Regions from separate parts of the Mus musculus genome. Here region 1 is linked to region 2. Evidence: chromatin loops called from intact Hi-C (ENCODE). Cell type or tissue: left cerebral cortex. All regions are shown on one strand. Each heading gives the region's core, and the rest is flanking DNA. Links, peaks and the distances in the headings are about the cores only. Region 1 holds the start of Gm14009 (a long non-coding RNA gene). Region 2 has its middle 63 kb from the start of Gm14009.

Region 1 (16,111 bases), core at 10,995-13,494, 63 kb after region 2:
TGGAAGATCCCAGTTCCGTCCACAGGCCAGACACGTGAGGGAAACAAGATGAACTCAAAATCAGCGCCAGCCTTCATGACCAGAGTTGAGTTGAGTTTCATAAGCTCTGCTGAGGTCAGAAATCAGCAGAAACGGGACAGGCTCTCAGCTGTCTAGTCCCAAGTCTCTTCCTCCAGGAAGACTTCCCGGACCTTCCTCAGTCTCAGATAGCCTCACAATAACTCTGCTACTGTGTTTGATCTTCTGCAGGATGCTGTGTGAGCTGCATGTGAGTTTTGTGAGTTATGAGTCACAGGTGGCTCCAACCCTGCTTTCTGTCCTTCAGTCTCCCATTCAGCACCCAACAGAAGATGCTAGGCACCACTCTGCATCCTCAAGGGATATCGTATGAAGCAAGAGGCAGGTTTTCTTGGGTCCACAGCAACATCAAAAAAGAGCAAAACGGACATGCAAATAAATCTATTTTAGCATTTGAGACAGACGTCCAACTGAGGAACATGATCAGAAGATGCCAGCCAGTATAAACATATTTTGAAAATATGTATTTCATTTCTTATATATGTACATTTGTTCTCGTCGAAAATAAAGATCAAATCAAATTTCAGAGAGATTTAAAACACAAAGAAGAGTCAATTTAAAATTGTACTGCTAGAAATAAACAGCATGGGTTTGAGATGAAGACTCTAAAGGGGGCTCACTTTAGATAAGGCTGGTTAGTGATGACTGCCTTGGATAGATAGCATTTGAAACAGAGAGAGACAGTAAGGAAAACCAGCTCGTGTGAAGAACGGGGGTCGGGGGGAGGCTATGCAGGGCAAGACAAGCTGTATACCCAGGATCTTCAAGGAGGAAGACCTTAGGGTCTGAGAGAGTCTCTGGGACAATATCTTGATCAGAACATGGACAAAAGGACAGTGCCCCCCAGGTCACCACAGGGTATAGATTTCAGATGATGTGAGAAGACTCTATAGAAAGGCTTGAGTGGGCTGGGGAGGGCATCATGTCAGCCTACTGGGATGGCGACTGCTGTAGGGAACACACTGGTGGGGAAGGTTGAATCCGGATGTGTCAGTTATGGGAAGACTGGGGTCTCTGTGGAGGAAACGGTGTGAGGCTGCAGCCTCTACAGATCCATTGGAAGGAAGTTCAAAGAAATGCAGGATGGACCTGGAATCACTGGCTTGAGAACCGGCTTTGACTCTATCCACAGTCTGAGGAAAAACACCTGGGGTAGGAAGACAAAGAGCTCCAGGGGCCCAGGGAGCACTCACACTCTGAAAGAGTCTGAAAAAGGGGCGGGCTCACAAGGACCATCAGGGAGGTAGCTGGGAGAGTCTGTTGACAGATGCTCAGAGTGTGTCCAGACTCAGGATAAAATCCAAGAGCCAGCTAGCCAGGTCGCTGGCAACCTTGACAGAGATCTCCAGGGAAAGCGTTGGGAGCCTCGCCAGGGTGTCTTGTGCCCAGGACTGCAAAAGGAGTTAAGAAAATAGACACAATGTGAACAAATCCGATTATTTTGAAAGCTGTGTCTCTGAAGGCAGAGAGGAGCTCAAAAGTCTCTATGCCAGAGGGGCTGGAGGCCAGGGGACCAAGGAAGCACTGCTGGATGCTGGTTGGAATTGTCCAGAAACAGAAGGGCACTGTGCAAGAGGCCAGAGACACCCAGGGAGTGGGATGGCTGACTCCAGAGCCCAGCTGGGAGGCCTTGGCTATCCCTGCAGGGAGGAGAGAGACACGGCCTGGATGAGATGGCCAGTTTGATGTCCAGAAGATGAAAGTTGAGTTAAATGGGGCAGGGTGGGGGGATTGGAAGAAGAGTGCAGGGATCTATGGAGCAGAATGAGGGCCAAATGCAGAGACAGGAGAGCACACAGGTCCTGTAGGACACAGGATGAGAGATGACTGGAGAGAATAATGGAATCCATAGCTTAGCCTGGCAGTGTTGAGGGTCAACCTGCAGGCTGAGCTGAGTCGAGAGCCCAGTACAAAAGTACCCAGGCAAATTGTGTGATTCCCTCTCCAAACTGCCAGAAGCCGGGGTGCAGGCATAGAGAGGTGGAAGGGAGGGCTCCCGGGTTGGGATTTTGCCAAGTAGCTATAACAAAGGCCGACTTGCTAAGGGAATTTCCGTTACAAAGATTCTGAGGAGTACAAACCAGACAGAAAAGAGGAGAAGGTAGGAAGGAGGAAGGCTCGAGAGAAAAGCAGAACAAAACAGATGGTCGCAATCGGTCTGCAGGATCTAGGTCAAGGGTGAGACTCAATGGCTGCAGAAATACAGCGTCTGAAGGGAGGGGTCTCCAGAGACTCTCGGACTGCATGCTGACAATCCACTGGACAGGATATAGCTGTCCCCAAGGACAAGGTATTTAGGAACCACGAGGGAGGTGGAGTCTGTGCCGATGCCTCTGATTAGTCTATGAGCCACACCTACCAGGTCCCATCACTTTCTAGCTATGTGGATTCCTTTCTACAGTTCAGTATGGTTTGGTACATACATCTTAATATTTATATGAGCACTAAGGGAGATCATTCAGGTAAAACCCTGAGAACAACACACACACATACACACACATATATACACACACACACATACACACACACACACACACACACACACACACACACACAAGGCCAGATAGCGGCCTTTGAGGTGAGCTGCATTAAGTCAAGGCACTGGAGCAACTGGCTAAGGCAGCTCCAGAAAATGAATGTCTTCCTCATGTGCCTGACCCTCAGTCTCCTCAGCTTTGGAGTCTGACTTGGGTGCTAAAGATTGAGCTGTGTACAAGTGTCAGGTACACAGGGGTCAGTAGATCTGGTGGCCAGTGGTGGGTCATCTTCACTGTCAACTTGACTTGGATTTAGAATCACACAAGAGATACACCCCTGAGCTTGTTCGTAAGGGTGTTCCAGAAGCTGAGGAAGAAAAAGCCACCCTGAGTATTGGCAGCACCATCCCATGGCCTGGGGGGACCTGAACTGAATAAAAAGAATATAAATAAGTAAATAAGTAAATGTAACTGGCTTTCGGTATTCATTTAGCACTGCTTCTCCAGATGTGATGGAACCAATTGTGTCACACCCGGGCCCTGGGACTGTCCCATGATTGACTCAAACTGAGCCCAACTAAGCTAAATCATCTTCACTTTAGTTGCTGTTCTCTGGTATTTTGTAAGCCAAGCAACAACACAGTATCCTTGCAGCCTCTATCGCTGGCTTCTGCAGGCATGCGCTGCTTGGGTACGTGGCTTTCCTCCTTCCCTCGTGCACTTCCTCAGGTGTATGGTACACAGAGATTCCTAAAGGTCCATTGTCACTTGTGGCCGGAGGTGGGAGCTAGCATAGGTCCGTGCATACATATATGAGAAATATAGGTCAGACGGATGTCATATGTGATAAGGTCAGGAAAATGGCTAGTACATCATTGCCAGACTGGGTATCTGTGAGGACCACACAACAGATTGAGGAGTGCTGTCTCCTGGTCTCAGCCCAACCCAAGGCCCCAAATGAACCCAGAAGAGGCTGGACCCAGCCATCAGAGGTGGGGACTGTCCCAGCCTCCCTAATAGCTGAATTCAGTCATTAGAACTGCCCCACAGACAGCAGCAGCAGGTGGGTAGAAGTTATCTGGAGGCTATTCAATCAATCAATACTCAACGAAGGTCTGTGCCTTTTCTGTCTCAGATGCTGGATCAGGACAGCTTCAGTCTGTCCTGGCCCTCTTCCTGAGTGTCTCTCCCATTACAATGACAAAAGGAGCTCGAACATTCAGGACACTTGTTGGGCCAGGCTTGCTCCCATCCTGGCTACTTTTCAACAGAAAACTGTGTTGGGCTTCAGGAGAAGAGCTTGCAGTCACAGAACACACATTAAGGAAAGCTCTCAGCGCTTAGGAACACGGACAAAGAACTCTTCACTCTTTGAATGTGGAGTTTCATTTGATGTTTTCAGAAAGAAAACATTTAGCTTACTTTATATAAACCTACAGTTCTTCAAAGTCAGACAAAACAACATAAATTACACAAAACAAGACTGTGCTTAGGACTGTTGTCATTTCCTCCCTTGGCTCTATAACGTTGACTTGTGGACTTTGAAAGTAGTATTTTGTGGACAGAGAGAGAAACAGGCGCAGTCCAATAGGAAGCGCGGCATTGTCCCTGGCTGCTGCATTACTTTGTCACGGAGGTGGTGTTTACACACATTGACATCATGACTCAGGGGGACAAAGTCCTTTAGGTTTCACACCTGCCTCTCAGGAATTTTTGCTTTTGGGAAAGGGGGTTTGTCAGTATGGCTGTGCTCAGCTGATAACAAGATCTCCCCAGCTTCAGGCCCCCACTTTCTTTCCCTGGTCCATAAATAATCAGCACCATTGAGCTCCTGTGGGATTTTAGTCACAGGAGCAACAAGTGTACTCCCTCACATCTCGTCTGTCTGTCTGTCTGTCTGTCTGCATGTCTGAACTTAAAAGCCCCGACAGGAACTAGGAAGGTCAGTCCCATGTTTTGAAATCAAGTGGAGGGAATAAAGTCGTGACCCATGAGGTCACCAGCTGCCTCTTTTTGATGCTCCGAGAAGAGCTTCCAGAGGCCTCTGTCCAGACATCATCAGATAAGAGACATAGTGTGCCTGTCCCAAGGCTGCCTTGGCCTTCTGGTGTACAAGAATTTGAAGCCAAATTTCCTGTGAAAGAGAGTTCAAAGAAACATGGGTCTCAGTGCTTCTCTATCCCATTGCCCAGGGCTGTGCTGAGAAAGGCCCCGCAGCAGACAGTCCCACCAAGAATAGTACTAGAGGCCTGGAGGGAACTGGGAAGGACGCTCTCTTTCCCTTCCAATGTTGTGTTTGCTCATCGTGTCTGTGATGGAGCAGCCATGGTCTTTCCCTGAACGAAGAATTCTGCTGTCCTCAAAAGTACTGGAGATACAAAGAGTGGGGCTCACACAGCCCCAGTCTCCCAGAGCACTAGAACCCTGGGCCTGATCCTCCTTGACAGTCCCCAGTCACTGCAAGCTCACCGTGTGCAGAAGGCCTGCAGGCCAGAGGATGCAGTTTGAAGGTAGCACTGAGTGGTGGTCAGGGAAGGCTGGAAAATGAATCCTCCTCTGGCTGTCTGGGAGGAGGTTCCCTGAGAGAGCAAGGGCACCCGTAGGAGTGAACTGGGCATTCTGAGAAGCAGTCTGTGGCGTGTTCCAGGAAAGAGCCCTGCTTACTGGGATTTATTTTGCCCAAGTGTCATTTTCGGATGACACATGGACACTGCTGCTTTACAGTGGCCACCAGGTTCTGATAGCGACCTGTCTGAAAGGAGAGGTTGTGTGTGAACGATTACCAACCCGTCTTTCTGGGGAGTCCCCACATCAAATCCTGCCTCTGTGGAATTCTGAGGAGAGACTCTCACAGGGACTTCAGAGGACACACAGTGGTGGCAGGGCCCAGAGGCTGTTCATTTGAATGGGCCCAGTGTTCTCCTTAAAAACAAAATGGTTACATTTCGTTGTGTGTACACACGTGCAAGCATTCCATAGCAGGCACAGATGTGGCAGTCGGAGAACCACTTGTGAGAGTCGGTTTTCTCCTTTCCCCATTGATCTCAGGTCCTTGGGATAGGCACAGCACCTTTATGTCCTGGGGATCCTACTGGCCATGCACTTTTTTTTTTTTTTTTTTTTTACAAAAAGGTGAAGGTCAAGAGGCCAAGAGGGGATCCGGCTTACATGAGGAAGATTTACCTCAGAGTCCTAACCAGGCATGGAAATGCCTCCCAGTCCCCTAGCAGATGGTGCTACAAGTACCTACAACTCAACTGGTCCCCTCAGGTCCTACCAAGTCAGAGGGCTGAGCCTCAGCCCAGAGGACAACTTCAAATATAACTAGCAAGGTACATGTACCTACAAGTCAACAGGAGATCAGCCTGGGGCAATCTAAATGGCCTGAGGGGCACCTGGGCTGAGCCCAGCCCCACATGGGTGGGTAGGAGAAAGTCTGGTCTGGAATAGTTAGCTGTCACAAAAAGCCATCTCTGGATGAGCCTTTGAGATACTGATAGCTGGAAATCCCCTTCTTAAAGAGTTTTTCTACTACTGGGGCCAGTGTTGGTGGGTTGGACCTCAGTGCAAAGGACCACTTTCCTCTTTCTCTGCATAGCTGCAAGGGAGTCTTAGAACCTTCTGCACATCCTCCAGGCTTTGTTCCTAAGGAGGCGATGATGCCTGCCTTGTGCCAAGATCCTCTGAGGCATCAAACCCCACTGAGCGGGATATCAAGCCCACAGTGGTCCATGCTATCACTGATACGGGTTAGCCGTGAAAGTCCATCTCTTCTGCCTCCCAGGGCACACTCACGGCTCCTCCTTCTCTCTGACCTCACCTGGCCCTTTAGGTTTGTCAACAGCAGGCTCTGACTCACCTGATGACTGGGCTCTCCCTGGGCACGCAGATTGGAGCTGCCTCACCTGCTCCCTCCATGGCCTTGGCCCTGGGCCCTCCAGCCTACTCTCTCCTCCCACTCACCCTGCCTTTGGCAGGCATCATGAGTGCCTGGGCCAGGGCAAATTGGCAGAGGGAAGTAGAGATGAGAATTGAACATTTTGCAACTACAACCAATTTAAACAAACAGCAAGCACCTGTCCTTCAGTATGTTTACCCTGCGTGTTTTCATTTGATCCAACTACAGCGCTGGAGTGCTCCCCAGATTCTAGAGTCATCCATGAGAATTTGGGGGAAGCTCTCTGATCCAGAGGCTATGGGGACCAGACACACCTTGCAGTCACTTTCATAGTAGAGCCTCTGGGAGATTTGGAGAGATGGGCTCCTACCCCTGGTATTTTATATATCAAAAGAAACAAACAAAAACCCCTGGGCTGGAGGATGCCCCATTTTTTTACCATCTGGCCTGTGTGTAACAGCTGCTCCATATGGGGGTGAAGATTGACCATTGGGTCCATCATCTGTCTATGATAACAACAACAACAACAATAACAGCAACTGTCTGTGATAACAACAATAACAATAACAGCAACAGCAAATCTTCTCGGGGGGGTGTGTTGGGGGGTGTTGCTCAGTCAGTCAAATGCTTACCATACAAATGTGAGGATCTGAGTCTGGGTTCCCTAGCAACCACATAAGAAGCCAGTATATCCATACAGCAGTATATACAAGCGAGCCCAGCCCAGGGGAGGTAGAGATGTGAAGATTTCAGAGACTTGCTAGCCAGCAAGTCCAGCTGAATTAGAGCAATGATGTACAAGAGACTCTAAAATGAGGTGGGGAGTGACTGAGGAAGACACCTGATATTGGCCTCTGGCCTCCATACACGTGCATATACATGTGTGCACCAATGTGGACTGGAACACACACATATAAGTTTCTGTTTTGGGGCATTTGGTTTATGAGAGTGTCTCACTGTAATGCATGCCTAAATACATAAAGCTTCAGTCTACACTCCCCACATTTTTCCTTTGAAGTAAATTGGCAGGGTTTTGCTTTTTATCCTTGAGTATTTCAGAGAAAAGTGCAAAACAAGTGGAGAAGATTTGTACTCAGAGCCTTCACTCAGACCCCTCAGGTATCATTATACCACTTGGTTATATTTCCTTTTTCCTTTGTCCTCCCTCACACCAAACACCAACCCACTCCTGAGACACCTGTAAGCACATTTCCCCCCCTTGAACATTTGAGATATGGTGTTTCCTCATCTCTAAATACTTAAATGCACGTCTAAAAATAAAGATCTCATTGGCTTATTTTCTGTTGCTGTAACAAAACACCCAAGGCTGGGTAGTTTACAAAGAAGAGTTTATTTGGCTGGTGGTTCTATAGACTGGGAAGTTCAAGAGCTTGGTACCATATGTGCCTAAGATCTGGCTAGAGTGTTCTTCCTGAATCATAACTTGGTAGAAATCACATGTTGACACAGAATAAGCATGCTAGCTAGGGGTTCATGCTACAAAGTTATTAATGAAGTTATATGAGTCTTCCCCTGTGGTGGTTTGAATGAGAAATGGCTCCCATAGGTTCCGGTATATGAGCACTTGGTTCTTGTTTGGTGGTGCTGTTAAGGAAGGTTGTGGAACCTTCAGGAGGTGGAGCCTTACTGGAGGAAGTATGTCACAAGAGGAGGGGACAGGTTTTGAGGGTGTCTAGCCTTACCCCATTTCCAGTGAGCTCTCTCTGTTTCCTATTTGTGGTTGAAGACGTGATCTGCTCCAGCCACTCGACCCCAAGCATCCCCCCACTCTTCTCTGGGACTGCAAGCCATACACAAAGTCTTCTACAAGTTGCTTTTGGTCATGGTATTTATCATAGTATAGAAAAGTAATCAATGTATTTACTACCCATGTGACCCACATAATCCTACCCCCCCCCGCCCCCCACAAAGGCTCCAGTACAAAATACAGCATCATATGACTCAGGGAAGTTTCCAACACCTCAACTTCTGGGAGACACATTCAACCCCCAGCACTAACAGTCTCTGAATGATACATCGATATTATCAGACTTTTTTATTTGTATGTCTTTACCATTTGTCTCCCATATGTCCTGTTAATAAGCAGCAGAACACCCTAGGTCATGGCTGGCTTTCAGTCATACGGAAGCTCATTCTCGTGTAATCTGGAGTTGGAAGGGATCTCCCTAAACAATCCCTTGCCGCTGCTGGGACTCTTTGACAAAAGCCTTCCCCTACCCACCAAAGTCGGAGCTAACTCAGTTTTGGACACGTTCTCCTGGCCTTCAGCCAGTCTGCTTCTCACGCCTATGCCTGCACCATTTCCCGTTTGTTCCAGCCGTACCAGCTTGCCTTCTGCTTGCCCCCGATTACCATGTCTATAATCTGTCGGTTTGGACTACACTCCTCTGGCTGCTTCTTGCTCATTCTGGGGTCATGGAGGACAGGCTGTGCTGGCTGAAACCCCTCTGCAGAGCCGTGCCACCACACTGGGCCTTGCTTGCTTTTTCACACATTCACCAGACGCTGGAGAGAGAGTTCACTCGTTCACCTGTTTGTTGTCTTACAACCTACTGAAGATAAGCTCCTACCGTGCAAGCGTCTTGTCCGTAGTGATTCCTGGGTGCTTGAATTAGTGTGCGCCTGCCAGGTGATAGGCACTCAACCAACATTTGTAGGATGAATAGATGCACGATTAAACAGAAGTCTTTTCAGATGTCTGGATTAGAGACAAGAGAACCCTTTCACCTTCACCTAGACGGAATCAATACTTGGCAGGAACTGACAGAGGAAAAACAAACTTCTGCCCACCCCACCCCCACTCCAATGTCCTTTTCAAAAGGTCACTCAATGACCTTGGTTCATGCTTTCCTTTGGATAGTCCCCAGATCTGAAGGCAATAGAATTGGCTTACTTTTAAAGAAGATCTGACAGAGCTCCTACATCTCAGGCTTTGGGCGTCAGGCTTCTTAGCAGGAAGAAGGAAACATTGACATGAGGTCAGGGTTGAGAGACACCAAAAAAGCAACTTATTGGAATCTACTAGGGGCTAAACTGACCCCTCTTCTGTCACAAGGGCCTTGGGCAGCCCTGGCATCCTGGAAAACCCAGGATGAAAGTATTATCTCCAATGGGACTGTCAGCTTGGGGTGAACCAGGTCATGGGCAGGCAGGATGAGCTGTTCTCACCCACATCGGGAAGGTTCTGCCTTTGCTGTGGAGATGAACCCTTGTCTGGAGAACCAAGTTTCAAAGCTCTTGAGCGAGCCAAACCTGGACCCTGCACTATACCCACTCGGACCATAACTCATTTTCTGTACAGACAAGAAAACTGGACAGTGCATGTCTCCCGATGAGCAGCAGTGGCTGGGCATGGCCTGTTGGAATCCCTGGGGGTGTTCACATCCGGCTGTGAGGCTCTTCACGTTCACACTTGAGTAGGACACGTTAGCCTCCCACCATGCCCAATTCACTCTCCTTCAGGATTCAGGGACATGTAAGACAAGCAAAAAAGGGACCACTCTGTCAACCAGGGCTGTGGCCTCAGTGCTCCAAGCCTGTCTGCCAGGTGCTGTAGAGATGCTGCGTCCTGGGGAATCTCTGGGTTCCAAATACTTCTCTGTTCTAGGTCTAAAGCAAAAGCATTTGGAAGAGCAGACATAAAAGATGGATTTGGTTCCCATTGAATTGGAAATAAGACTTCCCCCACCTTACCTGGGAAGACCATATCCAGGTTCTTCTGAACCTGTTTCTCCATTACCCTGGCATTCTGATGCCTTCAATGACTTTTTATTTATTTATTTATTTAGGTTTTTCGAGACAGGGTTTCTCTGTGTAGCCTTGGCTGTCCTGAAACTCACTTTGTAGACCAGGCTGGCCTCGAACTCAGAAATCTGCCTGCCTCTGCCTCCCAAGTGCTGGGATTAAAGGCGTGCGCCACCATGCCTGGCTCTTTAATGACTTTAAATAGAACAAGTTACGTGGGAAGTTATTCTCGATGGTGGAAAGCCTGTGTTGAATCAGCCGAACCACACCTTCCTACAGACAGAATTATTGGGACAAGCTGAAAGTCGGCAGGACTTCAGACTAGGTGGGAAGATCAGTATTAGAAAGTACAGAACTAAACAGGAAATGTAGAGAGTAGACAGGAAGGATCGAACAGGAAGTCTGCAAGGTGAGCCGCTTAGGTGCGGCTGAAGCACTCTTGGTGACACTTAAACCCACAGATGGGTTCCCTCAGGATGAGTTTGTATCAAACTCCAGACTTAGAAGTCCCCATAATGGCTGGAACTACTCTACAGAAGGCTTTCTTCAGGCACCGGGCTGGAGGCCGACCCTGGCTGCCTCATCCTCCCGGTCCAGCTCTATTGCACCAGAAAAGAAAGGGAAGTGACCACACGTGCGTGCTCAGGCAGGGCCACGCGCCTCGGTTCATCCTGGCTCTGCCATGGACCAGCTCAGGGACCTCTGTGACAGGGCCTAGACTGTGTAACTCAGTCTGCCTATCTGGTGGTAGTTACGTGAAAGGACTGTTCATTCTGAGGTGAAAATAAGATGCTTCGAGGCTTGTCTCACAGGTAAGAGGTATCCAAAGATTGGAGGCCATTATGGGGGTCGTTATAGCAAGCTCTGGGGGCCCAGGATGGAAGAGGAAAGACACCCCATAGAGCCTTAGACCAACCATACTCAGAAAGCAGCCTCCCACCTGGAAATCCCACCTTTGACTTTTCCTGTGGTCCTTCCTCACCCTTCCTGGCATGTCCTAGTTTTAAACCCTTACCATTCTTTTCTGTGCTAGACACGTGATAGGGCCTTAAAACTTAAATAATTGTTTAAGGAAAATGGCCATCTAAATTAGTTTTTAAAATTGATGTCTAATATATTTTAAAATTATTGCAGTGTATGTGTGTGTGTGATTGCTTGCATGCATGTCATGGTGTATATATGGAGGTCAGAGGACAACTTGTGGAGTCCTCTCCTTCTACCATGGCTTGAATTCGGGTCATCAGTCTTGACAGCAAGCACCTTTACTTCCTGAGCTGTCTCTCCAGCTTTTTAGTGTACTTTCCAAAGCCACTGACCCAAGTTTGCTCTTTAGACATGAGAAAGAGGTTATTAGAAGAGTTAATTCACCCCAAGCTTGCTATTAGGAGGTGAAGCCAAGCAGTTATGGAAACCTAGCTTCCCAGGCTCTTTCAGCAGGACCTGTAATGAAGTGATAAGGTGTGGGAGAGCAGCGGCCTGTGACAGTTGAAACAGCTTCGCCGTGGCGATACGAATGAGAATTTCAGGCTTGCTTCAGAAAAGAGTTGGCAGGAGACAAAGGCCAAGTGTAAGTTAACCAGAGATTAGACACCCTTGTCATACCTTGCAACTCCTAGCAGCTCTGTCCTGGTTGGTCTTGCCCCACAGGGCATTTTTACCCTCAGCTTGTTGCCCCCACACCCTCTGAATTCATACTGTTTGTAGAGAACTTCTTGCAACCCTTTTATTCAGCCTTCCTGACAGGTAGGAATGAGTCAGCAGTTCAGTTGCCAACAACAGAGGCCAACTTCAGCTAATTGAGCACAAAGAGAACTCGCTGGAGGGGCGGGCACCTGCCCCACAGACCAAGAGGAAACTGTTGCTGATGGCGGTGTAGCGGAGCATCTTAGCCAAGTAGGGGGCAGCAGGCCTCTGGCAGCCTTTTGGTTGCTGTCCTCCAGACTGTACTTGTCCCAGATGCAAAGTGCTGGGAAAGAGCGTTGAATTGGCTCTGAGCCTGTCCTCAGCTGCACCGTGGGCAGGGGAGACGTTCACAGGCAGAAGCCACACTGGGTACCAGGCACATAAAGAGAGCTGTATGGGGCTGGATGCCAGACGATGCATATCCCACCCTTCAAATAAGCCAAGACACTTGGAGGTGTTAAAGGAAGAAAATCCAAGTGTATGGAATCAGCCAACGCTCCTTAAATCTTTTCCATTTGTGATCATTTGATGTCGGAGAAACATTTACACAACCCAGGGTGTACAAGTATATAATATACATGCACAAATCATTTATTGGCAATAAATCATAGAAACGTAAAACAACCTTTGATGCATTTAAGTTTTTTATTTGTCTTTTTTTGAGACATGGTTTCTCTGGCTGTCCTGGAACTCTCTCTGTAGACTAGGTTAGGCTCAAATTCAGAGATCCACCCGCCTCTGCCTTCTGAGGGCCACCACAGCCTGGCTATTAAAAACAAAAACAAAAAAATGCTCCTAAGAGAAGTGCTCCTTTGATTTTGCACCAGGAATTAAACCACGGCTCAAGAGCCAATCCTGCAGGTTACAGAACATCTTCGGTATTTTTCAGTTGACGGATATTTTGATTTTACAATCATCAGTGCTCCACTGAGGATACTGCCTTGAATAAATACATAGTACAAAATGGCAGAAGTTTATTTAGGGCCATTTTAGAAATTGTTGGAAATTCTGCCCCAATCCTAGGCCAAAATTCACTTGCGCATGTGTGTAGGCACGCACATGGTGTGGGACTCAAGTCAGCAACACAAACAGCGATTCCCGCCCCCCCACCCCCCGCCTCTGCTTTTTCAATGTCTGGTTATTTATTTGTTACTGCTTTAGCATGTTCTGCAGCCTTCCCTATCACTTCTCTCAGTGTGTTGTTTCTTCAGAGCAACATGTCAGTGTGTGTGCTGCAGGACACAGGAAGTAACACGAGACTGAATCTTTTGGGTGCTTTGGTCCCGGGCTTCTGACCTTCTTATTTTTAAGGCTTTCTAACAACATATCGGCAGGCATCGTCTTCTTAGACTCAAAAACTTTCAGATTCTGCAAGCTCTTTTGGGTCAAGTGCAGAGGCATAGTAGTGTCTGTCAGTCCAGGAGTTCTTCCTCCTCCTCCTCTTTTTTTTTTTTTTTTTTTTTTTTAAATAATAACCAAGCTGAGCACACTGATTGGCATTCACAGTGCATCCCAGAACAGACTTGTGTTTCCTATCTCCAGTTTCCCTTGGTCTAGAACAAGAATGCCCTTTACCCAACAGCAGGCACACTCTGCCCGGGTTAGGACACCCTGCATCCTGGGGAAACCTTGTTTGTTGCTCCCATCACAGATCCCAACCACATTACCCTTCCACTCTCCACCCAGAGCATCGGCCAGCAGATACTTCTGTGGCCATGGGCTTCTCATAGAAAGTACAATGTCTGCATTCATCGCCTACTTCAGTGGGCTTCTGACAACTGCGAAACTCCATCTTCACATGGCTGACAGCCTAAGAGGTGCCATGAAAAGAGAGCGTGAATGGCCATTTTTCCAACCAAACATTCTAACAGGATCCTTTCCAATGATACACTCGCAATAGCTTCATGTTAAGGAATGAAGGTTAAAAAAATATATTAAACTTTATTTTTTGTGATAAAGCCATGACAAGCAAAATTACCAAGTGCAGTAAGAGTTCCATCCATAGCTGGCAGGACTGTTGGATATGAGCTGAGGTAGCATTTGCTCAGGTGGGACTGACTTTGACTCAGTGGAGCATGACATACTGATGTGCAATCCAAGGCTGCAGGAAAATCGCAAGACCCAACAAAGCTGAGCGGGGCCAGGGTACCCCTGATTCCTCATGTGTCTCATTTCGAATTCATTTTTGACCATTGAGCATCCAGAAACCTTTTACTGTTGTCAAATTTTCATGACCCTCACATTCAGCTACGTTGATTCCAGACTTGGAAACTGGGTAGGGAACTACATCTAAAGAAATGCAGACAAAAGCAGTGGGAACCATATAGGTGAAATGGCAACTTGCTCCTGAGTTAATGTAGACTCAAACACAGAACAGAAGGTGTGGGTAGTGGTGGTGGTGGGGAAGAACACGGAAAACAAAAAACTAATAACATGAATAAAAAGGTTGGAGGGAGAGAGGAGAGAGAAGAGTAGAGAAACAGAACACCATGTGAGAGGCCACTCCAGGATAGGCAGACAATGTATGGGGTGTAGAAACAGTCATACTGTGTGTCACTAAAAAGCAACTCTAGGTGGGTTAAGAAGAAAAAGCAAACTGTGGGGTTATGTGAATAAAGTATATTTAAAACCTTGACATAAAGAGATTGTCACAAGCAGGGACAAAACACAGAAATCAACGTGAGAGACTGAAATCTGGCTTCTTGGTTGGTAACTGACACTTTGTATGAAAAGTCACAGAAACTTTTGCTCATTGTCATTTCCAAAGGTCAAAAGGTTCAGGTGTCCATTAGACAACTACTGATCGCTAGGCCTTGTAACACAACTCTGGAACTTGCCTTGACCGAAAGGAACCAGACACGGACTATTCCACTCATATGAAGGTGGGAAGTAGGCAGAAGTAACTTACAGTGGAAAAAACCAGCAGAGGCCTCTCCTCGGGGCAGCAGGGGTGGGTTGGGGAGGACAGCATGGCCTGGGAAGGAACTTTCTCAAGTGTCGGTCCATGGGTGACAGTTGTTCCCTCAGTTGAACCTTAACAAACGCATGCTGAATACATATTTTTTTCTTAATGTTTATTTTTATTCATGTTTACATATATGTTTCTGTGGGGAGGAGATCTGAGGCCAGAAAAGGGCATTGATCCCTTGTAAATAGATTTATAGATGATTGTAATCCACTGGCCATGGGTGCTGGGGAACAAATCTGGGTCCTCTGCAAGAACAGGAAGCACTCTTAACCGTTCTACCAACTCCTCAGCCCCAAATCTGTGCTTTATTGTATGTAAAAATTATCTTTAATGATAATTAAAAAAAAAAACAACGAATGGCAAGTATGTTGAATTTAGGAAGGAGTTTACTGGTGACTCTAACTTTGAAATATGCAAAAAAAAAAAAAAAACCCAACCTCTCAGTAGATGCTGGCATGTCGTTGTCGTAGAATAACATTCAGCGTAAGAGCCAGGAAGTCGTGTGGATGCTGCTGAGTACAGTGGACTTTCTCATGTACGTGAACATTTTCACAATAGAATGTAAGAAGAAAAGAAGCAACAGGCTGAAGGATCATTATGCATAACAAGTTGATCATTGATAGGAAAATGTGAAACAAGTTGCTAAAAATAAGCCCACTGTCTTCAAACAACATGACAGTGCCAATAGGGCCCGGTGTCATGGGAGCTGTGAACAGGTCTCATTTAAATCAGGAGGGCCAGTGTCTCCTCCCACGCCAGGCAAGTGCGAGCATGCCAATAACAGAGCTTCCTCAGAAGGTGAGTGAGCATTCTGGTGGCAGCTGTCGGCGAGCCAGGCCAGAGTATTGTCTCAGTGTCAGATGCAGTAGCCAGGGTGAAGCGGAACCATTTTAGAAAGATCTATGACCTGTTGCTAGGTAAAGGATGTAGTTAGAGCATTTATGCAAAAACGCCTAGGTGGGCATGTGTGCACCCACATGGCAAGAAAAGGACTCTGGAAAAATGTAGGTGTCTACCCAGATGAGGACTGGGGGTGGCAGCCCAAACAACTCCTTTGCAACAAGTTGTTGAGTTTTACAAAGCCCCTAATTAATTAACAGTGTGAATACATGCCTGGTTTAAAACTGTTTCAGATCCCAACAGCCAAATCATTCATGTGACCCTTACAGCTTGTTCCCCTCAACAGTGTCTCAGGGGCTCGCCACTTTTAACTTAGTCTACACCCAGAGATGAGCAGTCCTC
Region 2 (16,111 bases), core at 9,129-11,628:
GCTGTGCTCAGCGTGTACTTCAGGCTGTCTTGCCAAGAGCCAGTTGTCCTTCTTCGTGTCTTCAGGCTCAATTTATTACTTCAGAGAAAGAGACTTATACCTGGAAGCCATACCACCCGCTTGGGCAAATTCAACCAACTTTGTTTTTCTTTTTTTAAATAAAGAAAAATGTATTGAGGCTGTCCCACGTGTACTGTGCACCAGTCTGATTTGCCTTGAGAAGTGGAGGTCAGGTGGAGAGAACAAATGATAAAGCGCTGATAAAGTGCTGGCATTTACCACAGTGGAAGTTGTTTTGCACTAGGAGAGCTCATCTGAGTGGAAGTCTTCACCTTTTCAAATACCTGAGTAGAAATTGTAGGCAGGGAGTGGCACTCAAAGTCAATATCTCCCTCCTTTAGGATATTCAAAAGTTTGGATGACAAAAAAACAAAAACAAAATTCCAACAAAACAAAACAAAACCAACCAAACAACCACAACAACAACAAAAACAAAACAAACTTGGGTGTGACTTCAGCACTTAGCTATTAGGAAAGAGGCCTCCAATGTGCAGGACTTGGTGATGTGTTAGAATGGCCGGTGGTGCCACAACAGCACCAAAGCAGTTCCAGGTGGAAGAGGTTGTATTGGAAGGGAGAGACAAAGAAGAGGCAAAGAGAGAAAAGGGGGAGAAAGGAGAAAAAAGAGAGAGAGTGAGGAAGGGGCATTCTCCTTATTTATATGGAAAATGATGTAACACAAGTAAGGGTGGGAGGTGAGCCAAGTGAATGCTGGGAATATGGTGGTCATTGTCTTGGCAACCGGTCTGTAGGTCACAGGTCGTGCTGTTGCCTCATAGGTTTGGAATGTCCTGATGCCAACACTTGGTCTGGGATCAGAAGTTGGACCAGAAGAATTATGGCTTGAACATGGTGTAGACAGCTAGAAGCTCCTGTTGAGGGGATGGTCTCCTGCTGGTGGAGTCTATCATTGAAAGTCACTGGATCACAAACTCCTGATATAATCCATGACGTAACCCACTGACGGATCCATAACTCCAAGATATTGTTATTTGGAGGTGGTGCAAATGGTCTGGGGTGGGGCTCAGGAAGTATGTCAGAGTAGGCGTGGTCTGGAAAGATAACCCTTGCCCCTGATCCTTCACTGTCTCTCTCTTTGTTTCCTAGCCACCATGAAGCTAGCAAGGGTTGGACTGACAGTTTTTTTGGTGGGCTGTCATTATTATTTTACATTTCTGAATGGTTTAGCTCATTTGAGATATAAAACCTCAACTGGATGTTTATGGGCTATCTAATATGAGTGCTGTCTTATGGGCCATCTAATATGTATGCTGTCATTATGGCCTGGTGGACGGTGAGGAGTGGGGTTTCAGTGAAACAAAATCATTTTCCTTCTCCAACATGTCTATAAATCCACCAACAGGACAATCCATGGAAAAGTGAAGCCATTCTCAAATGATGTGCAAAGGAGTGTGCCCAGCTGTGGGGGCAATCGTGTCCATGAGGCCATTTGCTCTGATTGCTTTCACCTGGTGTCTTTGAGGTCTATCCGTGCTGTTGCAGGCATATTTAAGGGACATTTGGTTGCTTCCACATGGTAGCTTTGTGAAGAATGTTGTCATCAGTAAGTATAAACAAGTTCCAGTAGCGTGTATATTTTCAGTGGCCTTGGATCAACTGATACCTAGAAGGAGAATGGCAGGGTCATGTAATAATGCTACAGTTCCAATCTTTGATTTCTATGATCTTAGACCATTAGATTTCTAAGCAAGGCAACTGAACTTTGTTGCATTCCAATAATGGACAAAGATAACAATTCCTCTACATTTATTTCAACTCTTATTATTATCGTACATCTTTTCTGTCGTAGTCGTATGTATGTGCAGTGGACCTCACTGTGTTCCTTACTCGCCTCTCCCTAATGGCAAGTCATGTTGAGTATCTTCTCCTGAGCTTTGGAGCCTTTCAAAAGCTTGTTACTTTGTGGATCTTCCCAAGGAGACAGAGTCATAGGCTGTAAACAGAATCCCTGGAATTACCCGTGCAGAGGGCAGTTCATGAAGTGCAGGAAGGTCCCTTAAAGCCAAGAAGTGCTGGCCAAAGCCTGCTCTGCCATGCAAAGTGAGTTTGGTGAACATTTTCAGGGAATTATTTTTGCTGTAAATAAGGAAACCTCAGTCTCTACTGCTTCCCATGGAATTTGATCCTGAGTGATCTGAGGTAAAATAGAAAATGAGAGAAAAATTAACCTCCTTAAATTATGAAAATTCTGTTGTTTCAGGGGAAGACACAAGGAAGCTGGGCATGATGGCCAAGTGTTAGAGGGTTACACTACTGCCTTCTGCTTCTGATCTGATTGAGTCACAGCTGAGATGTGGCACCAGGACTCTTGGCTACACTCAGTTCTCTCAGTTTGACTGAGTACTCTGGGATCACAGAAGTGACTACATGATGGTAAGAGTGGGGCTGAGGAATACTCCAGTCCAGCATTTTTCCACCCCATGTATGAATGAGGGCTGTAGAGACCTAGGCTTTGTAAGTTGGCCTCGCTTGTCAACTTGATTGGATCTGGGATCAACTAAGAGACATGCCTATGGGTGGGTTTGCAGGAATATTTCCTGGAAGGATTAACAGAAGGAGAAAAACCTCCCTTCTCCTCAACACACACACACACATACACACTGGACAGCCCCTTCCTTCCAGCAGCAGCCCAGAGGTCTGAACTCAAAGCTTCTGCCTGCCTACCTTATCTCACTGCTGGCAAATGCATCCCCTCTGCTCCACCCATCCCTGACATTGGAACACCGGAGTCCAGGTTCTTTGGACTGAAAACCCACAGCTCTCCAGGAATCCTCTAAGCCTTCAGCGCCATGTTGGGACTGTTAAGGCACCCAGCTTCATGAACAGTGAGGTTATGGGATTCTAGCACGCAGTTGGCCATTGTTGGACTACCCACACAGAATTGTGTGAGCCAATCTGATAAATTGATAGATCCCTCCCCCGGGTGCGTGTGTTCTACTGGTTCTGTTTCTCTAGAGACCTTGATTAGTATATAAGCCAAATACCAGAGTACATACCAGAGTCTCCCAAGTGTCAGCTAAACATAGACATCTGTAACCTCAATCATTGCTCTAGTGACTTCTTTGGAGCATCCTCCCTCTGTGGACATTTTCCAACTGGACATTGAGGCTGGCTTCCATTGAGCTTACCACGACCTCCCTGACCCAAGCCCTTGCAGACTGGACCATTCTCTGACCTCTTGGGTGTCTTTCCTCACCCTGCAGCATGCTAATGGTCCCCAATGGTCTTCCTGAAGCTGACTCTTTGGATTTAGCACCCCCTTTATCCCACTGGTTACCAGCCCCACAAGGCAGTCATGGCCTCCCAGTTGTACTCTGTAAGAAGCCTTTCAAAATTTGTCCTCAGCACAAATCGAATACATCCCCTCCTCCTCCATCCCGCCATGATACAGGGTTATGTTTTCAATGGAGAGATGGGCATGAAAGGGGATCTTTCAGGTTTGAATTGTGACTTGGTTCACATAAATCACTGCCCACTCCACTCTTATAGTCTCTGTGTGGAATCAAAGATTCAAACTTCTCCATGCATCTCAGTGCCCTTTTTAATATCTCTAGGTCTCTCCAAGGAATTAGCATAACTGGGCCTGCTAGGTGACTCAAGCCACCCTTTCTGACTCATTCCTTAAGCCAGATTCACAGGATGGCTTCTCATTGTTGTCAAGGTGAAGAAGGTCTCAATCCTCCCACTGCCTAAGTGGGCAAGGTCCCCAGGATGGGGGAGAGAGATTTGGAGGAAGGCTGGGAACTTCTTAAGGCCTGCATTGCTTATCTAAAGCTAATTAAAAAGCTCTATTGTTTCCTTTAATTGTGTGTGTGTGTGTGTGTGTGTGTGTGTGTGTGTGTGTGTGTGTAAATGAAAGGCTGAAAATTGACAGCCCTACATTTTCATGGTCACTTTCTTTCTTTCTTTCTTTCTTTCTTTCTTTCTTTCTTTCTTTCTTTCTTTCTTTCTTTCTTTCTTTCTTTCTTTCTCTCAAGTATTTATTTATTTTATTTATATGAGTAAACTGTTGCTCTCCTCAGACACACCAGAAGAGGGCATTGGGTCCCATTACAGATTGTTGTGAGCCACCATGTGGTTTCTGGGAATTGAACTCAGGGCCTCTGGAAAAGCATTTAGTGCTCTTAACCACTGATCCATCTCTCTAGCCCCCAGTCAATTTCTTTTTGACAAAGTTTTCAAGAAAATCTGGTGTAGAAAATAGTCTTCAACAGCTGATGCTGGAGGAAGCTGGACAGCTTCAGTTAACAAACTGGCAAGCCCTCAGTCCTTACTTTATACCATGGGAGAAAAATGAATGCAAAACAGATCGTGGGTATAAATGAAAAGAGCCAAAATCTAAGACTCCTAGAGAAAATATAAAAGAAAATTTTAGTGACCTTGAGTTTGGCACTGCATTGTTAATTTTTTTTAATAGCTAACACTTAAATGGTTAAAGAAAACCTCTTGGTGTGGGGAGATGGTTCAGTTGGTAACCTGTTTGCTGTGCAAGCCTGAGAACATGAGTTCAATCCCTGCACTTGGGTTTTAAAAAAAGAAATCTGTGAATGGAGGCATGTGCTGATAATCCCACGACTCAGAAGCCTGGCACAGGTGGATCCCTGGCTCTCGATGGCTGGCCACCCTCCCCGTCAGTAAGCCCAGGTCCCAATAAGACCTACTCTCTCCCAAAAATCAAGGTAAACCATGACCGAGGAATACCACTCACGGTTGACCTCTGCCCTCTACATGCATGACCACGCACATGTACATGCATCTGCACAAACACATGCACCTACCCACACATGAACCTGCACACATATAAAAATGCACATCCATGCTGGAAATAACCCCGGACTGGTGGGCTTCATTACAACAAAAGATGCCTAGGAGAATGGAAAAGAAAGCCTCAGAGATGAGAGAAAATATTTACAAAGCATCGTCTACAACCAAGGGCTGGTACCCAGAACTAATGGAAAGAAAACAAACAGAATAGACATCTCCCTGAAGAGTGTCTTGAGCCGGCGAAAAAGCATATGGAAGAAGACCTACCGTTGTTAGTCACTAGGCAACTGCTGTAACAATCACGACACAGCTCCACTGCACGAGAATGAGGAGATCTGCAAAAATCTGTTAGCTGCGGGGATTCCCATTCCCAGCTGCTGGGAATGGAAATTGGTGTGATCACTTTAAAGAGCATTTTGTCACCTTTAAAAAATTAAAGCCAGCTAGATGGCTCCGTAGCTGGAGGTGCCTGCTACCAGGCCTGTCAACCTGAGATCTGTCTCCAGGCCCCACACAGTAGAAGGACAGAATCAACCTGAGAAGTTATTCCCTCCCTTCCAAAGGCATGTGTGGCACCCTGTACACACACTAAATAAATGAGAGTGAATTTTAAGAGCTTAAAAGATATCTAGCAAGTGCCTTTGTCTTCTAAGCTTAGCTATTTCCATCCCGTCAATGAAATGAAATCACATCTTACACGGAATTGTACTCAAGTGCCCACAATTGCTTAGGTTGTACTATCAAGAGCTCAAAACCACCCGAACGCAACCCAGCCAATGGATGGATTAGCAAATTGCCACTTGGTCACACAGAAGCCATTATGGAAAGCAGGGTGGCGTGACTAAACCTCAGAGATAATTACGATGAGTTAAAGTGGAGTATGCAAGTTCTGTCTTTAGTTACAGAAAAGCATAGTTAGCTTACAGCCAGAGAACAGGCTGTGGTAACCAGGCACAAGGGAACTTGGGGTGATTGGTACGTTTACTTTATTTTACTTGATTTTTGTGGCAAGGTCTCACCATGTAGCTTTGGCTATCTTGGAACTTACTATGTAGCCCAGGCTGGCCTTGAATTCATAGAGATCCACCAGCCAAGGCTGAGATTAAAAGCACACACCATCACATCCAGCCCAGAGTTCACATCTAGCCTGGTGTTTATTTATTTATTTTTTGGTGTTTATTTTTTTAATTGTGACAATATTTCGAGATGTATAAATAGGTCAAGTTTCTCAAATATAGACTTCTGTTCTGCACAACTTCTGATGTTCCAATTATTCATTAACTGAGTTATTAGGAAACAGTCCTTTATTTTAACTATCCAAAAACTGAAATTTGTTTCAAGATAATGCAGTGCAGGATAAATGCAGTTGTGATACAGATAGAGAGATGTGTTATGCGGAAGCCGACATGTGCTTGGAATGCTATATTTGAAATGTCAGTATGACTAGGCATAGGCAATGCACACCTGATAGCCTAGCACTTGGGAGGCTAAGACAGGAAGTTGGCCAGTGTTTGGCCAATTTGTGCTTTGCAGCACGTTTAAGGTCATCTGAGCTACACAGGCTCAAAAATAAAACAAAGTAAATGCACCACACACACACATGTACATGCACACACAAACAGGAGCACACACAGACACATGCACACACATGCCTCAAACAAAACAGAAAACAAAAGGCAACACCAGCAGAAAATGTGTCTTTAACTCTAAGTATCTGGCACACAACTGCTATGTTTCTTCCTTTGGAGATAAGATAAGAGGCCTGGTCACCTTGGTCACTTTCGAAGCTTTGATTTAGTTCTATAAAAATACTTCCAGGAGTTAGAGACCACATGAATCGGTTAAAGTTGATGTGCAGCGGAATCAGTTAATAATTTATCAATGCAAGTCTTCTGGCAGGCTAGATTTTTCTCAAAGAAGGGACCGATGGCAGGGGCGGGAAGGAGACCTTCAGGAGGAGAGTGGGAGATGAGCCCTGAGGCTGCCCTGGAGCCGTGCTTTGTAGATCGGCAAAGCATGTGTGCATCAAAGAAACAGAGTAATTGTGACATGTGAGCAGGGAGTTAAAGGTGAACCCGAAGTCCTCCTCAGCACACAGTGCCCCCGCTGTATCCCATCCCCACTCCTGAGGCAGCAACACTACAGCGGAAAATTCCACGACTTCTCAGGGCCAGGAGCCAGTCCCTCTAAAGAGCGCCCATTCATAAGCTTTTTGAGTGTCTGCTGAATTCCCCCATATTAGATCCTTAGAGCAATTTACAACTTGTTTAGATTTGATAACTAACAACTTGCAGGGTTTGGTGAGCGGTCATGAATGTAGGAGGTTACAGCAAATGCATGGTGGAAGTGGCCAAGGAAGGCGGGGCGGGGCAGGGTGGTGGTGGCATTTGACTGGCTAGTTAAACCTACCTGTTTGCAGGGACCATCTTGTTGAGAGGGTTTTGATGTGTTCCTTCCTGGTGTCCTTTTAGTTTTATATATGGCATGTTGGAAAAGAGGAGGAAACTCAGCGGCATTTGCAAAAATGGTGTGGTAGAGATCATGAAAAACCTTTTTTCTACAAAATGATGAGAAAGATAACTAAGACAACTAGTTTCAACCTTTCGAGAACTCCAGAGATTGGCCAAAGGCTTCCAGCCAGCCAGCAACAATTTAGATAGAATGACAGGATTTCACTAAAAGTAGTGAGCTTTCTAGCACACAACTTGCTTTGTTGCTCTCTCTCTCTCTCTCTCTCTCTCTCTCTCTCTCTCTCTCTCTCTCTCTCTCTCTCTCTCTCTCTCTCTGGTTCTGTCTGAGCCTTGCAAAGTCAAAAGTCCCTAGGAGAAACTAGGCCTGACGGCTCTCCGAAAGCACCACTTGCAAGCCTGTCTTTATTTAATCTAACAAAATTTCCTCGGGGCTAAAAGCTGTTTCCTGTAGGGCATTTGTTAAAAACACTCAGTGGGAATTGTTGGACGTCATAGATGGTGGAGGCAGAGGATGACAGTTGGAGCAATAATAAACTAAGCATATGCTTAATCTAAAGGCTAGCAGGCAGGATCTAAAGGCCACGAAGCCCTGAGAACTCCGGCATGTATCGTCTGGGGAATATAGAAATCTGTGAGCACAAGGAAGAAAAGCCCTGGGTATCAACAGAGCAGTGTGCATGCTCAAAAAAGACCCCAGAGCTCCTCACATGCCCCAGATCTCAGAAGCAACTCAGCAGTTCATTTGTTCTAGAACCTTAAGAAAACCTCCATCTAATTATTAGATGGCCTCTAAATTGACTCAAGTAGGAATTCAGTGGGGGCTTTATCAGAAGAGCTGGGCTGAGAGGTTGGAGAGGCTGAGAAGTCTCTCAGTCAGCTTGTTTGGAGAAGTGGTGGGGCAACGCACAACTCCAAATCTGAAGGCTTCAGAAATGTGGAAGCTGAGGGCACACCACTCACCCAAGGCTAAGTGCCAGGAAGTGGGAGAGGCACCTAGTACAAGTCCCAGCGTCCAAAGGCCTGAGTTCCAGAGGACAGAGAAAGAGAGATACCTTCAGTTCCATATGGTTCCTCTGCTAGTTGGATAGTGTTGGATAGTGTACATTCCCACGAACTGAAGGTGACTTTGACACAGTTCACTGATGCAATGCCAGTCTTCTCTGTGGACAGTCTCACACACATTCAGAATAGTGCCTGGCCGGATATGCAGATATCCTTTAATTTGGCCAGTTGACATCTAATACTAACTGCCACAGATATTAATTGAAATTCTTCAAGGAAACTGCTAAGATAATAATTTGAAAATTAGCACAATATATGCTAAGCATTCAAAATGGAATATTAAAAATGACTATTTAATACAAAACATGCAACAAGGGGGAATAGAAGGACAAAAAGCTTAAGATGTATAAAAAGAAATGTCAAAATAGCAGATGTAAATTCTACCCTGTGAATAGTTACAGTAAACTTAAATGTCTTAAATTTTCAATGAAAAGAGTTAAAAAGAAAGAATGTACGAAAACTATGATAGCAGCCACAAAGGGTGCAATTAGGTTGAAAGTAAAGTAGAAAATTTCAGGTCTACCATGAAAACAAAAACAAAAAGAGGAAGGTGGCTACACTACTGTTAGACAAAAGTGTTATCAGAGACAAAAAAGAGAACAATTCAGAACGAGAATCACCGTGGGTCAGTCCATGAAGAAGCCAAACCAGCTGTGAAACTGTACACCTCACACAGAGCCCCAAAACACTAAGGTGAAAGTCACCAGAAACAGAAATCATCATCCAAAAGCAATAACTGGACCCTGTAACATCCCAATGTTTGACAACAGAACAGATTGCATGCAGAACATTGGTGAAATGGAATACTTAGACAACGTGTAGACAACACTCTCAACCAAATGACCTAGCGGACACCCATAAGAAAGTTCCACTGCACACCAAAGTCATCTTTGCACAAGAGGCTCCAGGATAGGCATATGTGAGGCCATGAAAATGGTCCCCAGAGATCGAAAGGACTGATGTCATCAGCCACAGTGGTGTGAGTGAAGAAATCACATAGAAAGTAAACAGAGACTTTCCCAGAACTGAAATGTAAAAGCACTCTGAGAGATCATGCAGGAAAGTTTGAGCATGGTTTATGATAAATGAAAGGACCACAAGACGGAACTACAAGACATAGCAAAAGCATTGCTTGCATATCAATGTTCATGAACATGGACATTAAAACAACAACAACAACAAAAGGAGCTTAAAAATCAATAATTCATCTTCCATCCTAAGGAACTGGAAAAGAAAAAGAGAAAAAAATCTAACTAAAGCAAGCAGAAGAAAAAAATGATAAAGATCAGAGTAGAAACGAATAAAAGAGGATAGGAAAAAAAAACCTGAAAGCCAGACAAGAACACAAAGCTTTCAAAATGTAGCTTACTTGGCTGCACTAACTAGGGAGAAAAAGAGCAATCTCTTTACTGAAACGATGGAAGCAAGAACAATCTCAGGCTTTCAAAAAGAAATAACCATGAAGAAATACTATAACCTCGTCTCCGCTAACATGCCGGTAGCATGGAGGAAGTGGAATTGTTTCGAGAAAGACTTAGACTAACAAAACTAACTCCGGAAAATACGGGTGTGCAACAAAAAGTGAAGAGATTAAATTAGAACTTTTATCAACCAACAATTCCAAGCAGGGCACAGAATTCTATACCTGAGGTCTGAGCAATGTGAAGGCTGAGGCAGGAGGATCAGGAGTTCAAGGTCAGCCACAGCCTGGTGAACTTGAGGTGAGCCTGGGTTATACAAGACCCAGCCTTAACCCTTCTTTTCCCCCTAAAAAAAAATTACCACAGGAAAAACCCCAAACTAGATGATTTCAGTGGCAAATTATACAAAGGTTTTAAAAGAATAATTAACACAAACCCTTAAGACACTCTTTCAAAATGTAGCTTACGTGGGAACACTTTCTTAGTCATTCTAGGAGGCAAGTATTATCCTGGGGGAGGGGAGAAAGGGGAGGTGCAGGAATCGTGGAATCCAGGAATAAAAAGAATTATGCACCAATTCTGTGTAATCTGTACATAGAAAAATACTCACAGACCAGCTATCTAGAATATTTTTAAAAAGTATTACAACTTAATAACTCTGAAACTTCAAAAATGAATGAGACACCCAGATAGAAGTTCCTCTACAGCAGATATTCAAATAGCCAATACCACATTCTTACTCATCAGATAAATGCTCATCAAAACCACAAGCGAAATGCTGCCTCACGCCCACAAGGATGATTAAAATAAAAAGACAGACAATAATAGCAAGTGTCGGTGAAGACGTATAGAAATAATATCTCTTAGCACACTGCTAGGAGGAATGTCAAATTAGTTTACTTTGGAAAATCATTAGACATTGTGTCTGTGTGTTACACATTTGAGTCACCATGCCATGGCACCCAGTATTCCCTTCCTGTTGGGATACCGAAGAGAATTCAAAACACGTCCACACAGAAATGTGTGCACAGATGTGTACAGCATCATTATTTAATTAATCAGATAAAGAGATCTACTGGTCTGCTTTGGAGGCAGAACACACACCTGATGACACTGTTCAGCAACACTCTCTGTGGGCTTTGTGGAGCCTGGAATGTGTGATGCTAGTCTAGCACAGGGATAGCACAGCTCATCGGAGTTAGTCAAGTCCAAGTACTACGGTTGCCTGGTGCACACTTTAGAGTAAGCCTGCCGTCTTGCTCATCCCAAAACCTCACATAACAGTCTCAGCCTTTGCTTTGTCTGCTAGGAAAGCCACATTACAAAAACCCTGACAAGGTAGCCTTAGTGAGTCCGCCTCTCTTCTACAAACTCTTGATGCTTTTCTTGATGTTGGTACACCACATGAAGGGTTCCCAGATGTCTTGTCCTTTAATTATGAAGTTAGCAGGATGTACACTCTGAACGGTTCTCAGTGGCGTCTCCAGCCATTTCCAGTGACAGTCCCTCTAAACCTAGACGCTATGAGTTGCCAGTATTATATGGGCCTAGCAGGCAGCCTGCTCTTCCCACAAGGAAACACCCAAGCACATCTCACAGCCTGGGTAGGAGTTGTGGAAAGGAACAGAATCAGAGTTATGGGGTTTTTAAGGCCACAGGGACAGACTTCACCAGTAAGATGAATGGCCTGAGTGAAGTGATACGGTTGTGTACAAAAGCATCCTTGGAACAGCTGCTGCTCAAGAAAGGTTGGCTGTATAGTGAGAGGGTGAAGCAGGATGAGTGCTTGCAACAGAGGCCCATGGACTGTTTGGTAGAAAGTACAAAGGCCATCTGGCCTTGGATTAGAGTCTGATGAGGATCTGGGACAACCATCACCAAGGAAAGAAACCGACAGCCTGGCAGCTGTAGCAAGGGCCTGGCTGAGGCCAGAGAATCCCAGTGTACTGAACTCCTCCAAAGGAGGAGCATTTCTCAGATATCTAATGTCCTCCTCCATGAAATGCAAGTAGGTCTACTTCTGTCTCCCAAGAGACTGCAATAATAAGTTCTGAGTACTTTTTCTTATATATGATGAGCCACCCACCCACCCTCCCCCCAAAACATGGATAGTGCTGGTGGTGGAATTGGTAAGGATGTTGATGGCGGTGATGATGATTACGGTGCTGGTGGCAGTGATGAGGATGATGCTAATGGGAGAGGTCGGGTAATGGTGGCATTCCGCTGTGATGATGATGAAGATGGTAGTGAAGATGATGGAGGTGAAGTTTCAGTGAGGACTTTATGAGACTCTTGTAGGACCACCAACCCTGCTTCACAGGTCCAATGTTTCCAGTGACATACTTCAGTTCAAGTAGAAGCTAGGGCTAGACACCCAGGCTGTGTGTAGACAGAGAAGGGTTCTGTAGAACACAGAACAGAAAGCCAGAACTTAATGGGAATGGAGACTCCGGAGGAAAGGTGGAAAGGATCTCAGAGGAGAAATACATTTGAAAAGGAGAAAAATATTCAGTGAGAGGTCCCTCCCCCACCCCTTTGGAGCATGTGGCATTACCCTTGGTGTCCATATGCCGTCTGTAAAGTCTTTTGCTTCCCCTAAAAGTTTTGGAGAAATAGACTCTTTTTTGGTTATCTTGAACAGAGCATATGACAGGGCTTAGAGGTCAGAGACAAGATGGAGCCTGTGAGGTTCTCGAGTCTGCCTGGAAACAACCTTAGTTTTTTACATGTATGCTAAGTATCTGAACAAAAGTCCTCTTGCTTCTTCAGCTTGTTTGTTATCTTGTGCCTTTGTTGGTCCTGTTCTGCTATACATTTTAGTGTGTATGCCTCTGTCATATTGGTATATAACAGAGCATGGTGTTACTAGGAAACCTACTCTCAGCCTGTCATACCCCACCTCTTCTCTGCTGCTTCATCCAAGCTGGTCCAGATGATGTCATGAAAGAAGGCAAGGGATGAGCAGATGATGTTTTGTGGAGAACACCTACTGGGATTCCTCATCCTGCCTGTGCTGATCCCGCATGGCCCCTCATGAAACCTCTTCCTGTGTGCCAACCACAGGACCTTGGAAGGAGTCTTCCCTGGGGTTCCTGAGCCCCTTCAGGCCTTCTGGGAAGGTTTGTTTCCTCCCACAAGGAGTTGGAAGAACATCGTGAAAAGCGTCTTGAGTTTGACATAGCTCAGAGAGAGAGCAGAGGATACAAGCCTTTGAGCATGGCCTCAAGTAGCTAGAGAAAGACACACCAATGGAAAAGACTGCCATCCCTGACAGAGTCATTCTTCCACAGTAGCTACTGACAGGGTCAGGAAAAAGCTATGCTGAAACTTGAACCCTTGTACATGGGCACTGGCTTCTGAAATCTCCTAGCATGTTCATAACGATGACCCAAACCCATTGAGCAGTCATCCTTGTATCCTTCAGTCTTAATCGCATCCCCACAAAGGTTAGGCAGGGGTGTAGGGGTGAGAGGGTGGGGGTGTAGGGTCAAGGGATGAGGGTCAGGGGTGGGGCACTACGGTCGGGGATGAGGGGTTGAGTCCTACTGTGGTACTGTTGGGAGATGGTAGCAACTTCCAGGGGCAAAGTTTTGCTTCCTGTTAGTCTCAGTGTCACAGAAGGTGTGCTCTTGAAGGACGAAGTGTGACCTCAGTCCACCCCTCTTTCTATCTTTTCCTTTCTGGCCACTTGGTTGTGCCACCTGCTGCCCATCACTGCGTCTGCCCCTCCCACCAGAGACCTAAAGGCAATGAATCTGCCTGACTCCTGACTGTAACCACTAAACCATGAGTCAAAACCATCCTTCTCTCTTTATAAGTTGATCATCTAAGGCACCGGTTACAGTAGCGGAATGCTAGGGAACTCATTCCTATTGCTGCGTCAAAGAATACTCCGACCCGTCCTGTTGTTGAGCTGGCGTGGCGGGTGGGTGAGGCTTTTGGTGAACATATGTTTTCATTTCATGTGGGAAAATCCCTAGGAGGGCCACTCTGGGTCACAGGGCAGGGTTTATGGATTGTCTTAGCAGTTGCCACATCCTTACTAATATTTAGTCATGCTGGTGATGTTAATTTTTGGTAGGAGTATTGTGGTATCTCATTTGTGGTTTTAATTTTTATTTCCTGGTGAGTACTGGTGAGTGTCTTTGCAGTCCCTGGTGGTCATTTGCATGTCTTTTTGTTGTTGTTTTTGTGTGTGTGTGTGTGTGTGTGTGTGTGTGTGTGTGGTATACAAATTCTCTCATCCAGCTATTTACCTATTTATTTAATTGCTCACATATTCGCATGAGGCTGAAGTTGAACCCTTGGCTTTGCACAGTCTGGGCAGGTGCTATTACCACTGAATTGTATCCACAGCTCTCTGGGTCCTTTCCTTATATAATCTCACATGTCTTAAGCCAACCTTGAACTCACTTCTCTCTTGGTTTATAATTGTGCACTACCCTATCAGGTTCTTTCACCCATTTTTAGTTGAATTGATTATCTTTCATTAGTGAGTTGAAAGAGTTCTTGGTATACCCAGCATATCTGTTCATTTTTAGATTTGTGAATATTTTCTCCCAATCGGTGGCTTGCTTGTTTGTTTGCTTACTGATGTCTTTTTAAGATGTAGTTATTTATTTTTAAAGTGTGTGAGTATTGGCCTGTATGTATGTTCATATATCATGTTTGTGCCTAGAACCTGAGGTAGCCAGGTGAGGGCACTGGGTGCCCTAGAAATGGAGTGACAGATTGTTGTAAGCTGCCATGTGGGCTCTGGGAACCAAACCTGGGTTCTGTGGGAAGCAGCCAGTGCTGTTAAAAGGGCTGAACGTCGTCTCTCCAGCTCTCTTGCTGAGATCCCTTACCAGCAGAAGCTTTCGGCTTTGTTGGAGACAGATGTCTCGGCCATCCTTGGTGATTAGCTCTTCCTGTGACTCCCCCAACATTTGCTTATACCCCAAACTACGAAAATGTTCTCTTACGCTTTTCTCTAAATATGTTATGGCTTTTGTCCCTGGGTCTGTGGTTCATTTCAAGTTAATTTTTGCAAATGAGGAAGAGAGAGAGAGAGAGAGAGAAAGATAAGTGTCTTGTTTGTCTTCAAATAAACACCCAATGAAGGCAGCGCCATTTTTTTTTTTTAGAAGACTTTTCCTTCCCCATAAATCGTTTTGACTTCTTGGACAAACGCAGATGTCCCTGTAAGTGTGAAGTCGTCCCTGGCTCTTGGCTCTTTTCTGTTGGTTATCTGTCAGTCCTTGGCCAGCCAACATCACACACCTGTTTGCACGTTAATCTGGCTACTCCATCTTCTCACGTAATCACTTTTGTTTGTTAATTTTCTGTATTCTCTGTTTTTATGTTATTTGGTTCCACTCTTATTATTTCTTTTTCTTCTACTCAGTGTTTCCTTCCTCCTTACTTCCTCTCGCCTTCCCTCCCTCCCTTCCTTCTTTTTGTTCCGAGTCTTAGAGAGGGCCATTGAAGCACTGCCTTGAAACCTACCTTCTTTGGTATATGAAATTATGAATCTCCTTCCTAACACTGTTTTTACCACAGCTCAACATCTTGATGTTTTATTCCCACGATCATTCTGATCAAAAGTCCGTTTTCCTTGCTGCTTCTGCTTTAGCTCAGGATTACTTAGAAGTCCTGTCTGCCTCTAAACCTCACCATCAGTGACTTCTGGTTTAATGCCCTGTACCCAACAAAAATTCAATACACCAGTACTACCTCTTCAACTTATTGGGACTTATTTTATGGACTCACGTGTAATTTATCTTTTAACTGGAAACATATGGTTTTGTTTTTAATTCATACATAGTAATTGCTCGTATTTTGGGGTGCAGAGTAATATTTCAATTCATATAAATGTTTAATGCTCACATGAGGATATTTGGCATATTTATTTTCTCTAACATTCCGTCTTTTTCTTTGTTATGACCATTCAGAACCCTCTCTAGGAGCCCTTTTGCAACATACAGCCAAGTGTAGCCTACTACGCTGTAGAACACAAGGAGTTATCACTCATGAGCAACTGTGCCCCTTAACCATCACCCTTCCCCAAAGTCTTCTCTAGTCTGTCTTCTGCTTTTGTGAGATCAACAATTTCAGATATTATATAAGTGAGAACATGTACTAATGGTTTTTCTTCATTTTACATTTACCTAATTGTATTTGTGCACACGTGTGTGTCACAGTGTGCATGTGGAAGTCAGAAGTCAGCTGTCAAGAGTTAGTTGTTTTCTTCTACCATGTGGATTCCAGAGATCTAACTCAGGTTGTCAGACTTGGCGGCAAGCACCCCTGCTTCCCGAGCCAGCTCATAGG

The links. Peaks named below come from ENCODE experiments on the same cell type or tissue, not always from the same donor. Only the 100,000 strongest peaks of a DNase experiment are listed, where the experiment ranks them.
Region 1: a loop joins it to region 2, with 2.3 times the contacts of the local background. A loop is called at or near these places in 6 of 42 quality-filtered maps.

Annotation. Positions count from the first base shown.
Region 1 is chr2:128,162,834-128,178,944 of GRCm38, reverse strand. Gm14009 (a long non-coding RNA gene) reads right to left here and starts at 9,209. Exons shown (of 3, transcript XR_866719.1): 1 at 9,045-9,209. In left cerebral cortex, for the core only: no CTCF peak of the experiment used is centred there; a DNase peak (open chromatin) is centred at 12,251.
Region 2 is chr2:128,224,371-128,240,481 of GRCm38, reverse strand. No RefSeq gene overlaps it. Among named protein-coding and RNA genes, the nearest start is that of Gm14009, 63 kb to the right of the region's middle. In left cerebral cortex, for the core only: no CTCF peak of the experiment used is centred there; a DNase peak (open chromatin) is centred at 10,634.